Regions from separate parts of the Homo sapiens genome. Here region 2 is linked to region 1. Evidence: read pairs that join two places in POLR2A ChIA-PET (ENCODE). Cell type or tissue: endothelial cell of umbilical vein. All regions are shown on one strand. Each heading gives the region's core, and the rest is flanking DNA. Links, peaks and the distances in the headings are about the cores only.

Region 1 (7,920 bases), core at 1,355-6,354:
GAGCAACATCTGGAATGATGTTTGACCAGACCACTAGGCAACATTTCCTAGTCAAGTTGACACTTAAAATTAACAGTCATGGCTGTTATTCATATTTGATTCTTAGTTTTGTCATGCATTTGTAGCATAGTAGGAATCTGTACCTCTGACTTAGCAAATAAAATGCCTTTGGCAAGTTCTCTCATTCATTAATGGATATCCCTGAGCCATTTCCCATCCCCTTTCAGCCTTTATTTAGAGCCATTGGGATAGGTATAGATTAAGACAATTGGGAAAGTGAGAGCCTTTATTTATTTTCTTTGAGACGGAGTCTTGCTCTGTCACCCCAGGCTGGAGTGCAGTGGCACGATCTTGTCTCAACTGCAGCCTCCACCTCCTGGGTTCAAACAATTCTTCTGCTTCAGCCTCCCGAGTAGTTGGGATTACAGGCACACTCCACCATGCCCAGCTAATTTTTGTATTTTTAGTAGAGGCGGGGTTTTACCATGTTGGCCAGGCTGGTCTTGAACTCCTGACCTTGTGATCCGCCCACCTCAGCCACCCAAGTGGAAGCCTTTAAAATAATCTTGCCAAGTTGACGAAGAAGTGGGCAACAGACAGCAAAGTATTTATGTGGCATACCAGGTGCTTTCAGCATCCTAAATATGAGAAAGTATAGTATCTGTCTTTCCTTTCTGAATGGTTATAATAGTTCTGCTTCCTCCTGAGTCTTTAGATACTATGGTGTTTTCTCCTGGCTGTCCACAATCTCCTTTCAGTCCAGTCTAATTCCAGATCAAATTCTTCTAATATCTTCTTCAGATTGCTTCACTCAAGTATTCTTAGCTGTCTAGACCTAGTTATTTAATAAAAGTTGTTAATTATAAATGAGGAATCTTTCACATTTGCACTTAAATAGGAATACTAATATATTCCAATGTATCTGTCAGTTGTGTAAAGTAATAAGGTATTTTTAAAATAAATGCAATGCATTTATTTTAGTAAAAAATCACAATAACAACAAAAATACCCAGTGCTTTTTCAGATGTTCTTTGCCTGAGAGTCCAGTACAATATATGGAACTAATTCCCAATTGACAGCCCTTTTCCCATTTGCCATTTATGGAATAGCCATTTTTGTAAATGTTGAATTCTGTATAACAAGGATGAATCAACAACACGATATATGAGATCTCTTTGTATATGTAAAGTCTTCAAGCCAAAAGGCCCAAAACATCCAGTATGTGGACTTGAAAAACGCAATACCTAGGCTAGTTGTGGTGGCTCATGCCTAGGCTGGTTATGGTGGCTTATGCTTGTAATCCTAGTGCTTTGGGAGGCTGAGACAGGAGGATCACTTGAGGCTAGGAGTTTGATATTAGCCTGGGCAACATAACGAGACCCTGTCTCTAAAAATAAAAATAAAAATTTAGCCACATGTGGTGCCATGCACCTGTAGTCCCAGCTACTTGGGAGGCTGAGGTGGGAGGATTGCTTGAGCCCAGGAGATCGAGGCTGCAGTGAGCTATGATTGTGCCACTGCACTCAAGCCAGGGTAACGGAGTGAGATACTCTCCCTTAAAAACAAAAATAAAAGCAAAAATACCATACCTAACCCACCTCCAAAGGATGAGTTTCTAACTGTTTCTCTCATCGCACATCCATATCGTTTTTCAAGGTCATTAAGTTCCATCACATATTAACAGTTCCTTCCAGTGTTTAACAAAACCTAGTGTTAAGAATTTTTCTTAATATTTATTGCATATATATCAGTCAGGAAATTTTACATCAGTTGGTAGCATCTGCTTGGCATGTTAGTGTTGGGAAGCATTGTGAGGCTCTACCCTGGCTAAGTAAGAGTGTGCAGTTAATTAGTGATACCCACTACCAGCACTATAAATGAGCGTTGAACTGCTGATTTGTTTTTATTAGTCTTGATCACTTCCAAGGTATCTTTTCCTCATCTTGTCTTGTCTATAAATATACGTACTTATCTGTATTTATATTTAAAAATTCTTTTGGCTTGGTGCAGTGGCTTAAGCCTATAATCCTACCACTTTAAGAGCCAAAGCAGGAGGATCACTTGAGGCCAAGAGTTCAAGACTAGCCTGGGCAACATAGCAAGACCCTGTTTCTACAAAAAAATAAAATCAGCCAGGCATGGCTAATTTTGGTGTGTGGCTGTAGTCTCAGCTACCTGGAAAACTGAGGCAGGAGGATCACTTGTGCCCCAGGAGTTGAAGGGGCTGTAGTGAGCTATGATTATGCGATTGCACACCAGCCTAGGTAACAGAGGGAAACCCTGTCTCTTAAAAAAAAAGAAAAATTATCAATACATAATAGATGTACATGTATTGGGGGGTACATGTGATAATTTAATACATTTATATAATTTCTAAAGATCAAATCATTGTAATTGGGATGTCCAACACCTTAAATATTTGTCTTGTCTTTTTCTTTTTTCTTTTTTTTTTTTTAAGATGGAGTCTCACTCTGTAGCCCAGGCTAGAATGCAGTGGTGCAATCTTGGCCCAGTGCGAACTCTGCCTCCCGGATTAAAGCGATTCTCCTGCCTCAGCCTCCCGAGTAGTTGGGACTACAGGCGCACGCCACCACGCCTGGCTAATTTTTGTATTTTTTAGTAGAGACGGGGTTTCACCTTATTGGACAGGCTGGTCTGGAACTCCTGACCTTGTGATCTGCCTGCCTTGGCCTCCCAAAGTGCTGGGATTACAGGCATGATCCACTGTGCCCGGCCCAATATTTATCTTTTCTTTATGCCATAAACAAATTATTCTCTTCCACCTATTTGGAAATACACAATAGATTGTTGTGCTGTATAGTCACCCTACTGATCTATAAACCATAGGTCTTATTTATTCTGTTGAATTGTATATTTATATCCATTAATCAAACTCTTTTCATCCTCCCTCCCCCAACCCTAACAGGTCTCTGGTAACCACCAATCTACTGTCTATCTTTAAGCATCTGCTTTTTGTTGTTGTTGTTTTGTTTTTTCTTGAGACGGAGTCTCACTGTGTCACCCAGGCTGAAGTGCAATGGTGCAACCTCACCTGACTGCAACCTCTGCCTCCCAGGTTCAAACGATTCTCCTGCCTCAGCCTTCTGAGTAGCTGGGATTACAGGCGCTTACCACCATGTCCAGCTAATTTTTGTATTTTTAGTAGAGACAGGGTTTTATCATGCTGGTCAGTCTGGTCTTGAACTCCTGACCTCAGGTGATCCACCCGCCTTGGCCTCCCAAAGTGCTGGGATTACAGGCGTGAGCCACCACTCCTGGCCAAGCATCCACTTGTTAACCTCCCACATATCAGTGACAACATGTGATCATTTGTCTTCCTGTCCTTCGCTTATTTCATTTAACGTAATAACCTCCACTTCCATCCATGTTGTGGCACATAACAAGTTTTCATTCTTTTTATGGCCAGGACAATATTCATTATGTACGTATACCACATTTCCTATATCATTCGTCCATTGATGAGCACTTAGGTGGAGTCCATATTTTGGCTATTGTGTATAGTGCTGCAGTAAACATAGAAATGCAGCTATCTCTTTGATATATTGATTTTATTTCTTTTGGATGTATATCCAGTAGTGGAACTGCTGGATCATAGTTATATTTTTAGTTTTCTGAGAAGTTTCCATGTTGTTTTTCACAATAACGCTACTAATTTACATTTCCACCAACAGCGTACAGGTTCCCCTTTTCCCACATATTCAACAGTGTCCATCATTATTCCCTGTCATTTATTTATTTATTTATTTATTTATTTATTTATTTATCTATCTATTGAGATGAGGTCTCATTCTGTTGCCCAGGCTGGAGTACAGTGGCACAATCTGAGCTCACTGCAACCTCTGCCTCCCGGATTCAAGTGATTCTCCTGCCTCGGCTTCCGGGGTAGCTGGGTTTACAGGCACCTGCCACCACGCCCAGCTAATTTTTGTATTTTTAGTAGAGACAGGGTTTCACCATGTTGGTTGCTTTTTCTTTGGGGTTTGAAAAACTTCCCTGTGTTAGCAACTTGACCACCATGTTGGTCAGGCTGGTCTCGATCTCCTGACCTTGTGATCCACCTGCCTCGGCCTCCCAAAGTGCTGGGATTACAGGTGTGAAACACCGTGCCTGGCCTTCTGCTAAATTTTTTAATAAAAATGTTTAATTGTGGTAAAATATACTGCTTCAGCGTCCTGAGTGGCTGGGATACAGGCGCCCGCCACCACACCCAGCTAATTTCTGTATTTTTAGTAGAGACAGGGTTTCACCATGTTGGCCAGGCTGGTCTCAGACTCCTGACCTTAAGTGATCCACTACCTCGGCTTCCCACAGTGCTAGGATTACAGTCATGAGCCACTGTACCAGGCCTATAGTTTCCTTTTTTTGTTGTGTCTGGGTAATACTGGCCTCAAGGAATGAGTTTGGAAGTATTCCCTCCTCTTCTTTGTTTGTTTTGTTTTGTTTTGTTTTGTTTTATGCATTTGAGTATGATTCATATAGAATTCAGTAGTAAAGTCATTAGATCCTGGACTTTTCTTTGGAAAAGAAATGGGAAAAGATGCAAGGTTTTTGTTTCTTTTTTTTTTTTTTTTTTTGGCTCTGTCACCCAGGCTGGTGTGCGGTGGCTCAGTCTTGGCTCACTGCAGTCTTCGCCTCTCTGGCCCAAGCAATTCTCCTGCCTCAACCTCCAAGTAGCTGGGACTACAGGCATGCACAACCATACATTTTGTATGTTTTGTAGAGGCAGGGTTTCACCATGTTGGCCAGGCTGGTCTTGAACTCCTGGGCTCAAGTGATCCACCTTCTTTGTCCTTTCAAAGTGTTGGGATTACAGGTTTGAGCCACCATGCCTGGCTGGGAGATTTTTAATTAAGGCTTTGATTCCATTATTTGTTACTGGTTTGTTGAGGTTTTCTTTTCTTTCCTGGTTCAATTTTGGTAGGTTGTGTGTCCATGAATTTATCCATTTTTCTGGGTTTTTCAATTTGTTAGCTTGTATAGTTGTTGATAGTAGTCTCTAATGAGTCTTTGTATTTCTGAGGTCTCAGCTATATCTTTTTTTTCCATTTCTAATTTATTTGGGTCTTCTCCTTTTTTTCCTCAGTCTAGCTAAATATTTATTGATTTTATCTATCTTTTCAAAATCCAGCTTTTCATTTTTTTAAAATTTTCTTCTGTTTTTTGTTTTTTTGTTTTTGTTTTTGTTTTTTTTGTCTCAGTTTATTTCCGTTCTCACTTTTATTATGTCCCTCTTACTACTAATTTTGGATTTAGTTTGTTCTTTTGTAGTTCCTTGGAGTGCATTGTTGCGTTGTATATTTGAAGTCTACTTTTTAAATATAGATGTTTATTGCTGTAAACTTTCCTCTTAGTATCGCTTTTGCCAAATCCCGTAGATTTTGTGTTTGGTTTTCATTTTTTTCAAGAAATTAAAAAAAATTTAATTAAGTTTCTTTATTGACCTATTCGTTGTTCAGGAGCATGTTGTTTAATTTCCATGTATTTGTGTGTTTTCAGAGGTTTCCCTTGCTACTGATTTCTAGGTTTATTCTGTTGTGGTCAGAAAAGACAGTTTGCCGTATGATTTTCGCTTTTTTGAATTTGTTGAGGCTTGTTTCATGGCATTGTATTGTCTGTGTATTTGATTTTACCAGTAGCTTTTATATTTTTAAATATTTTCTTTTTTGTACATTATTTGTTTTTCTTTCTGATTGAAGAACTTATATCTTACATTCCTGTAAGATGAGTCTGGTGGTGATAAATTCTCTCAGGTTTTGTTTCTTAGGAAAAAAAAATTCTCTCTCCATTTTATTTGAAGTATAGCTTTGCTAGAGACAGTATTCTTGCATGTCAGTGTTTTTGTTTTGTTTTGTTTTTTATTTTTATTTTCATCACTTTGAAAATGTTGTCGCCCTCCCTTCTTACCTGTATGATTTCCATTGAGAAGTCTGTTGGGAGCCAAATTGAATCTCTATGTTTTTACTTTTCTCATGCTTCTTTTAGGATCCTCTCTTCGTTTTTGACCTTTTGAGAGTCTGATTATTATATATGCCTTGGGGTAGTCTTATTTGGGTCACATCTGTTTGGTATGTCTGACCTTCCTTTACCTGGATTTTATCTCCTTCTCAAGTTTTGAAAAGTTTTCTGTTATTATTGCTTTCCACTTTCTGCTGTTTCTCCACTTCCTCTTAAATACCAATAATTCTTAGATTTGGTCTTTTTAGGTAATTTTGTATATGTCTTTTAGGTTATCTTCATTTCTTTTCATTGTTGTTTTTTTCTTCTCTGACAGGATTCTTAAATAGCCTATCTTTGAGCTCACTGATTCTTTCCTCTCTTCATTCTGTTGTTGAAAGTCTCTGATATGTTTGCATGTGTCCCCACCCAAATCTCATCTTGAATTGTAACTCCCACAGTTCCCACATGTCCTGGGAGGGTCCCAGTGGGAGGTGATTGAATCACTGGAGTGTGTCTGTTCTTGTGATAGTGAATAAGTCTCACGAGATCTGATGGCTTTAAAGAGAGGAGTTCCCGGCCGGGCTGGTGGCTCACGCCTGTAATCCCAGCACTTTGGGAGGCCAAGGCAGGAGGATCACCTGAGGTCAAGAGTTCGAGACCAGCCTGGCCAACATGGTGAAACCTCCTCTCTACTAAAAATACAAAAATTAGCCAGGCGTGGTGGCAGGTGCCTGTAATCCCAGCTACTTGGGAGGCTGAGGCAGGAGAATTGCTTGAACCTGGGAGGCAGAGATTGCAGTGAGCTGAGATCCCGCCACTGCAGTCCAGCCTGGGGGACAAGAGCAAGACTTCATCTCAAAAAAAAAAAAAAAAAAAAAGAGTTCCCCTGCAGAAGCTCCCTCTCTTTGCCTGCTGCTATCCATGTGAAACATGACTTGCTCCTCCTTGCCTTCTGCCATAATTGTGAGGCCTCCCTAGCCATGTGGAACTGTAAGTCTATTAAATCTTTTTCTTTTGTAAATTGCCCAGTCTGGGGTATATCTTTATCAGCCGTGTGAAAACAGACTAATAATACAGCCTCTAATGAAATATTTGGCTCAGAAAATATGTTTCTCAATTCTAAGGTTTTTATTTGGTTTTAAAAAATTGTTATTTCAATCTCTTTGTTAAATTTCTCTCATAATTTTTTTTAATCTCTCTTTTTTTTTTTTTTTTTTTTTTTTGAGACAGAGTCTCACTCTGTTGCCCAGGCTGGAGTGCAGTGGCACGATCTCTGCTCACTGCAAGCTCCACCTCTTGGGTTCAGGTTCTCATGCCTCAGCCTCCCGAATAGCTAGGATTACAGGCACCTGCCACCATGCCCAGCTACTTTTTGTATTTTTAGTAGAAGTGGGGTTTCACCATGTTGGTCAGGCTGGTCTCGAACTCCTGACCACAAGTGATCCGGCTGCCTTGGCCTCCCAAAGTGCTGGGATTACAGGCGTGAGCCACCGCACCCAGCCTTAATTTCTTTTAATTGTTCTCCCCCCTCCCCCCCCCTTTTTTTTTAAGAGAAGGAGTGTTGCTCTGTCACCCAGGGTGATGTGGAATGCAGTGGCGTGATTGTAGCTCACTGCAGCCTCAGTCTCTTGAGGACGATAGGTGCGCACCACCACCCCGGCTGATTTTGATAAATTTATGAATTGCTTTTCTGTGTTATCTTGGAGATCACTCTGTTTTCTTAAAACAGCTGTTTTGAATTTTTCATTTAAGAGTTCACACAGTGCCACCTTGTTAGGGTCAATCACTGTTTTCTTGCTTTATTTGGGTATGTCATGATTCCCTGTTTGCTGTTGTTTCTTTTGGATGTATGTCTATGTCTTTGCATTGAAGGATTGGTTATTCTAGACTTCTCTGACTGGCGTGTTTTGGCTTTAATTAGATATTTTTGCTTAGACTTTTTAAATAATTTACCTTTCTTGT
Region 2 (7,920 bases), core at 1,343-6,342, 440 kb before region 1:
AAAAATAATTAAGTTGTAGTCACAGAAAAAGTTGCTTAAAACTCAATCCCTTCCTTGTAATGAGATTTATGATTATCAGATAAAATATTAAATCCACCCTATATAGTAATATAATTTAAATGCTTAGATTTGGGCTATGGAAGTAGAGAATTGATAAAGAATATGAAAAAAGTTCGGCTCTTGCCATCTCTTTATTTATGGAGTAAATAACTACTTGAAATTCTCTGGAACATTTTGTTCATATCATCAGATTTACACCACCCTTTTTACCCCTGTATGAAATTTCATTCCTAAACCACTAATTGTAGGGTTGGCTTTATTTGAAGTTTTAGGAGTAGCTCTCTGTGTGTGTGTGTGTGTGCGTGTGTGTGTGTGTGTAAGAGAGAGGGAGAGAGAGATAGAAAGAGAGGGAGAGAGAGAGAGAAAGAGAGAGAGGGAGAGAGAGATTGAGTTTATATTGTGTGTGGCCAAAGAAGGAATTATTTACTTCTTTAAAAGAAATATCAATAATGTGCAGCCAAGACAACAGCCAAAGGAAGAGGAAGCCCAGTCCTGGCCAGAGAAAGTAAAGCCAAAAATAATCTGGCTGGAGGAAGGAAAGACTACAGAAATGATGAAGCTAGTGAGTGTTCAATGCTGAGAACATTTAACCTTTCATTATTATCACATGTGGATTTCCTGTAAGCTCTTCAAGACTCAAATGTGACCCATGTTCACACATATGAATTGAGGAACTGGTTCTAACACATATGTTCTAATTGCTTCCTTAAATTTATGTCTCTTTATTTTATCAGTAATTTTTATTTTATTTTTATTCTTATTTTTTTTTGAGATGGAGTCTCGCTCTGTCGCCCAGGCTGGAGTGCAGTGGTGCAATCTCCACTCGCTGCAACCTCCACCTCCTGGGTTCAAGCGATTCTCATGCCTCAGCCTCCCAAGTAGCTGGGATTACAGGCATATGCCACCACAGCCTGGCTAATTTTTGTATTTTTAGTAGAGACGGGGTTTCACCATGTTTACCAGGTTGGTCTTGAACTCCTGGCCTCAAGCAATCTGCCCACCTCAGCCTCCCAAAGTGCTGGGATTACAGGCGTGAGCCACTGTGCCCAGCCATTTTATCAGTAATGTTGAAGTGATATGAAATCTGCCTCCTCTTATTGTATCAATTTTTAAAAATTGTTTTATACTTGATATATTTCTTGGTTTATATTTCATACTATTCTCAGTCTACATTTTTCATTTTGACTCAATACAAAATCATAGCCATTTTTTTTTTTGAGACAGGTTCTCGCTCTGTCACCCAGGCTGAAGTACAGTGTCACAATCACAGCTCACTGCAGCCTCGATCTCCCAGGCTCAAGAGATCCTCCTACCTCAGCCTCCCAAGTAGCTGGGACTACAGGCACTCGTGCCACCACACCTGGCTAATTTTTGTATTTTTTGTAGAGACAGTTTGGACACATTGCCCAGACTGGTCTTGAACTCCTGGATTCAAGTGATTCGCCTGCCTCAACCTCCCAAAGTGCTTTGATTACAGGCATACACCACCACGCCTGGCCCATGGTCATTCTTGAGTGATCAAGCAACTTTGAAATTTTAACCTCGGGCCAGGTGCAGTGGCTCACACCTGTAATTCCAGCACTTTGGGAGGCCCAGGCAGGCGGATCATGAGGTCAAGAGATCGAGACCATCCTGGCCAACATGGTGAAACCCTGTTTCTACTAAAAATACAAAAATTAGCTGGGCATGGTGGCACATGCCTGTAGTCCCAGCTACTCAGGAGGCTGAGGCAGGAGAATTGCTTGAACCTGGGAGGTGGAGGTTTCAGTGAGCCGAGATTGCCCCACTGCACTCCAGCCTGGTGACAGAGTGAGACTCAGTCGAAAGAAAGAAAGGAAGGAAGGAAGGAAGGAAGGAAGGAAGGAAGGAAGGAAGGAAGGAAGGAAAAAGAAAGAAAGAAAGAAATTTTAACCTCAAGTGCACAGGATGGAATTAATCATATCTTTTATTTTATGGCACCCTATATTTATTGGTTCATGCAAGGTCCTTCTTTTCATCACCATCCCCTTTCTTCCTTTATCTCCAGCCCCAACTGTAGCACTTGATGTCTTTGATATATGTATTTAAATAACCAGTTATCCTTGTGAAGTGCATACTGTTACTTTGTGTTAAAATGCATGTTCTAAATTTATGTTAATGACATTGTACCATAGAACCAATTGTTCCTATTTCTTTCACTATATCATATGTTTTTAAGATCTGTCTACTTTGCAATATGTGCATCCAGTTTGGTGCTTCTAATAGTTGAATGACACCCCATGGTAACCATCCAACACAAATTACCTAGCCATTCTCCTGGTATGGTTCACTAGGCTACTTCCACCACCAGCACCCCTACCACCGCTATGAATAATACTGGGATAAACATTCCCATATATTAGTCCTCTGTAAAAATAAAATAAAATAAAATAAAAGTCACGGACTGTTTCAGAGTCCTAGGTGTAACACTTTCATTTCATAGCCAAAGATCCTACATTGCAAGGAGTTAAGAATTTTGTAGCTTGCAGCCAAAGGAGAAAAATCATCAAATTTCAGGACATAACTAATAGGGACAGGACCAGGACTAGTTTTCTCCACTCTGAGCATACTCTGGATCACTCAACATACTCACCAGGCTTATAAGACGCAATCTTTTTAAATTAAATAAATTTCATCACACAGGTATTGAAAATGGGCATTGATGTGGCTTCAGATAATCCAGTGTGCTAGATCTTAGAAATCAAAGTTCCGAATATGTTACTATATTCTACTAGCTGATAAAAAAGGATAAAATCGCAAGCCAAGAGGAAATACAGTGGCATCAGTGCACACAGGTACATAGCAGGCTGCCATTATACAATGTATTTATAACTAAAATGCTGGGGAATTACCCAAACTCTACCTTCAACCACCTGTGGGGTCTGCTATTTTTGTTAGGAAATCTCCTAAGGGATATGAGGCTGGTGTTTTGGGGGAGCTGCTCTGTGCTTCTGAGCTCACCCCTGGGGCCTCATTTGTCATTGTGAACCTTCTGCACTAGGCACTGAAAAGAGTCATTTTTGGAACCATTGGTGGGAGGTAGGGGTAATAGAATGCAAATACCTGGGTCCCCTTGGACAGGCTGCTTAACTTTTATGAGACTTTGTTTCCTCATCTAAAATCTGAAATTTGGTATATAACTGACAATGAATAAAAGGTATCATTTTTCTTCATACTTATTTTTAGCTAACGTCTATATGTTCCATTATACATTATAACAAATGTGAGTTTAGTTTTTAGTTATGATATAAAAATGAAATACAGATTTCTTTATTTTCTGCATTACACAGATTCTCACTTTGTTGATCACTCTTAAAATTAGTGAAATAATGTGTATGATGTGTGCAGAGGCAGATTTACCTTAAAGCTAATGAAGCCATGAGTTCTGGAAGTTGTTGGGAGTTATAGAGTATTCTAGGTGGGGAGAGGAAGACAGACTGTGCTTGGAAACATTACTATATGTGTTTCTGATAAATTGCCTAAAAAGAACTCAGAAGAAAGGGACCAGAATTCTAAATCTTCATAATATGTTGTGAAATTTTTTCTATTCTTTTTTTTTTTTTTTTTTTTTTTTGAGACGGAGTCTCACTCTGTCGCCCAGGCTAAAGTGCAATGGTGCAATCTTGGCTCACTGCAACCTCCACCTCCCTGGTTCAAGCGATTCTCCTGCCTCAGCCTCCCGAGTAGCTGGGATTATGGACACCCACCATCGTGCCTGGCTAATTTTTGCTAATTTTTGTAGAGACAGGGTTTCACCCTGTTGGCCAGGCTGGTCTTGAACTCCTGACCTCAGGTGATCCCCCACCTTAGCCTCTCGAAGTGCTGGGATTACAGGTGTGAGCCACTGCGCCCAGCCTATTTTTTCTATTCTAAATATATACATATATTTTTTATTTTATACTTAATTTTATATTTGTAATTTGGGGTCCTTTTTTTTCAAAAGGGACCCCTTGAATTACTTCAGACTTTACAAAACCTAGTTTTGCCCTTCAATGTATATAACATTGTAATTTAACATTATGAACAAAAACACATAGATAAATTTCAACTTTTCACACAGAAAAGATTTCTGGGCAGAAAAGTCTTCTAAATTAAATCCTTGGATAAGTCACTCTCCTTTCTGGGCCTTAGCTTTCTCATCTTAAAACATGTAGATTTGACTGGCCCCATAAGACCTTTCCAACTCAGAAAATCCTAACTTCATCATACCTGTCTTGCCATACTTTCAACAATATAATAAATAATATTTTAAATGAACTCCATAGTGAATCCTCATTTTAAAAAAAAATTAAGCCTTCAGTAGTGTAAATAATTATACCGACCCTCCAATTAAGTATTCATTTTGTAAATGTAAATGAATGAGAATGATTCTTTTTTTTTTTTTTTTTTTTGAGATGGAGTCTTGCTCTTTTGCCCAGGCTGGAGAGCAGTGGTGCAATCTTGGCTCACTGCAACCTCCGCCTCCCGGGTTCAAGCAATTCTCCTGCCTCAGCCTCCCAAGTAGCTGGGATTACAAGCGCACGCCACCACGCCAGGCTAAATTTTGTATTTTTTTAGTGGAGATGGGGTTTCATCAAGTTGGCCAGGCTGGTCTCAAACTCCTCATGTTGTGATCCGCCTGCCTCAGCCTCCCAAAGTGCTGGGATTACAGGTGTGAGCCACCGTGCCTGGCCAAAAAAAGTTCTTAACCTAAAGCATGCTAGTTATAGCATTTCACTAGAGAACTCATTTGCTTTATAAGGATGGGAACGTTTCTTCTACTAAGTCTAGTTGAAACTGACTGATAAAACTACATGCTGATTTTCATTTAAATCACTTCTTGAAATAATCCATTCTGAAAGAGGAAGAGGTATTTTTACAGTCCCAATGAGATCAACTAAAATCTCTGTGTTAATCAAATTGTTTTAGAAAGTACGAACAAAATAGATGAGACATTTATGAAAAATCAATGACAGTTGTTTCTCTTCTGAACTTAAGATATTTGACAAGATCTGAGAAGACTTTGAAAGGAAACAAAAATGATAATCTAGTTCAGTTCTCAAGAACAAAAAAAAATTGGCTTATTGGGCAATAGGGGTAGATTGTTAGAAATAAGACGAAATTGGTATGATAGAGTCAGGATTTTCTGAGTTGGAAGGGACCCTACGGAACCATTCAGATTTACATGTTTTAAGACAACAAAGCTGAGGCCCAGACAGAAGAATGACCTGCTCAAAGTCACATAACCAGATAGGCCAGAACTGGGCTAGACGCTGTGACTACAAATCGGGTACGTTTTCTCCTTCATTGACCTGAGTTCATAGAACCATTTGAATGATTTCATGCTTCTGTGCACAATTGAGAATTTATGGCACAAAACAGGGAACAAATTTTGCTCTACCCAGTATCAAATTTTATGATGAAGTTACAGCGACTAAGGCCATGGGTATTAGCAGTGATGGGTTCAGAACATTCTACCTTAAAATGTGGCACCTTGACCTTTGAGGAAACAGCAGAAGCAGGAAGGTCATTCTCACCTTTCCCTCACCCTTCTCTCTTGAAGTAGCTCATAAAACCTTCATTCCAGAAGTATCCTCCCCTATACCCAGAGAAAAGAACTGTCTTTACCCTTGAAGACACAAAGTCGCCAAGAAGGATCTGGACAGGCTTTGCTAAGTTCCTCCCAGTTTATTACCATTAGATCATACCCCTTTTGTCCAATCAGACTTCTGCAAGACTGACCACTCTTCATCAAACCTAAGCATAAAAATACACAGGTTTCTCTGGTTTCTTTGGTTGGGCAGTGGGCAGTGGGGGCGGGGGGCTTCATTTCCAAAGACAATTCTGTAAAACTTATATTAAATAAATGTGTACGCTTTTCTCTTGTTAATCTGTTTTTTATTATAGGTGTCACAACAATGAACTTTTTGATAGGTGAGAAAAAGATATTCCTGGAATCTTTGACAAGATCTGAGAAGACTTTAAAAGGAAAAAAAAAATGATAATCTAGTTCAGTTCTCAAGAACAAAAAAAAATCAGCTTATTGGGCCGATATTCCTGGAATATCTTTTTCTCCCTCACAGCACAAAGCCAGACAAGGAGATCCATGGAACACAATAGAGTGGCCAGAAATTAGACCCACACACATATGGAATCTTGATGCATGAAAGTGGTGATTTGTAGATCAGAGGGTAATGATGGCCAATAAATAGCACTTGAATAAAATCCGTATTAAAAAACTGGATCACTACTTCAAATTGTATGCACATGTGCACATGCACACACACACATATACCCATTCCATATCCATGAAGTGAAATAAAACCAAAACTATTTAAAGTGTTTAGAAGTAAGAGAACATGTCTATGACATTAGGATAAAGGAGAATTTCTTAAACAAAACACAAACTCACAAACCATAAATGGAAAGTTTCTTTCATTCAACTACATTGTTAAAAATGCATCAAAAGAGCTGAGCATGGTGGTGCACACCTGTAATCCCAACTACTTGGGACTGAAGCAAGAGGATCACTTGAGCCCAGGAGTTGAAGTCCAGCCTGGGCAAAATAGCAAGACTCAATCTCAAAACAAAACAAAACAAAACAAAACAAATCATCAAAAGGCACATAATATTTTTACATAGGTAGATTCATTTGTAAACATTTATAGAACTATACCCTTAAGATTTCTACCCCCATTTATGTCTATTATATTTTAATTTTTTAAAAGTTTACCCAAAATAAGACACTATAATAAAAATCAAGGAGACGGCAATACTCTGGGACAAGATATCTGCAACACTATAACCAATAAAGGATTATAATTCAAAATATATAAATTTTGAATATATAATATATAACTTTCTCAAATCTAGAGAAAAACATTGAATAACAAAATAGAAAAGTGTACCAAAAATATGAATAGGCAAGTCATATAATACGACATATAATGGCTAATAGACATTAAAAAAAGTTCAATCTCATTGGTCACATATAAATGAAAATAACAATGAGGAAACATTTTACACACATTTAACTAGCAAACTTCAATTAAAGTCTGGCAAGACCAGGTATTCGTGAGAATGCAGAGCACCAGAAGCTTTTATACATTGCTGGTGGGAGTAAAAATTGGTAAAAGGTACTTAGGAAAATTTGGAAATATTCATTGTTAGGAACAAATGTTATAATCCAGCAGTACCCCTCTAAGTAAATACCAGAGAGAATATTACATGTTCACGGGGAGATATGTGGAAAGATATTCCTAAAAGCCTTGCCTGCTCATAACGTAAAAAAAAAAGCAACCTAAAAGTACAACCAACAAAAGGAAGATTTGTAAGTTGCAGTGTAGTCAAACAATAGAATACTATATGGCTGAGAAAATCAATGAACTGGACCTAAATATATAAACATGGATAAATTTCATTAAAATAATGTTAAGTGGAAAAGAGGAATTTACAGAAAAAGACTATGATTCTGGCTCATCGTCTGACTTTATCTTGACTGACAGTTTACCAAAACCTTCTGGAGGAGTCGGTGGACCAGGGAATGAGCGAGTTCTGAGAAACACTGGGCTCACCACAACTGGGACATTTGGCAGAGGACAGTATAGGCCAGGTGCTAGACAACAGGCAGGAATCTTCCTCATATTTCCTACTTCTATTCTTACCTTGACCAACCTCCAGCTCTCAGGAACAGGTCCGAGCAGAACATCCCTATGGAGGGAATGACTGTCCTCAGCTGACCCAAGAAGGAGAAGAGATCGGTACTTCATCTACATGTGACCCAGGAAAGCCAAGTACAGATAAACACTGGGCCAGGTTCACGCAGCCATTTTTAGTTCAAAAAGATGATGCCATATATATCTC

Evidence for each region. Peaks named below come from ENCODE experiments on the same cell type or tissue, not always from the same donor. Only the 100,000 strongest peaks of a DNase experiment are listed, where the experiment ranks them.
Region 2: POLR2A ChIA-PET joins it to region 1 with 7 read pairs; 3 of 35 experiments call an interaction of 5 or more read pairs at or near these places.

Annotation. Positions count from the first base shown.
Region 1 is chr10:63,244,395-63,252,314 of GRCh38, reverse strand. The region is part of intron 3 of JMJD1C (jumonji domain containing 1C); the gene reads left to right. Among named protein-coding and RNA genes, the nearest start is that of NRBF2, 120 kb to the right of the region's middle. In endothelial cell of umbilical vein, for the core only: no CTCF peak of the experiment used is centred there; a DNase peak (open chromatin) is centred at 4,384.
Region 2 is chr10:63,685,108-63,693,027 of GRCh38, reverse strand. All of the region lies in intron 2 of LOC107984238 (a long non-coding RNA gene), which reads left to right. It overlaps LOC124902438 (a long non-coding RNA gene), which reads right to left. Exons shown (of 2, transcript XR_007062157.1): 2 at 5,939-7,920. Among named protein-coding and RNA genes, the nearest start is that of REEP3, 170 kb to the right of the region's middle. RefSeq lists enhancers at 7,382-7,881, 7,882-7,920 and a silencer at 7,752-7,920. In endothelial cell of umbilical vein, for the core only: no CTCF peak of the experiment used is centred there; no DNase peak of the experiment used is centred there.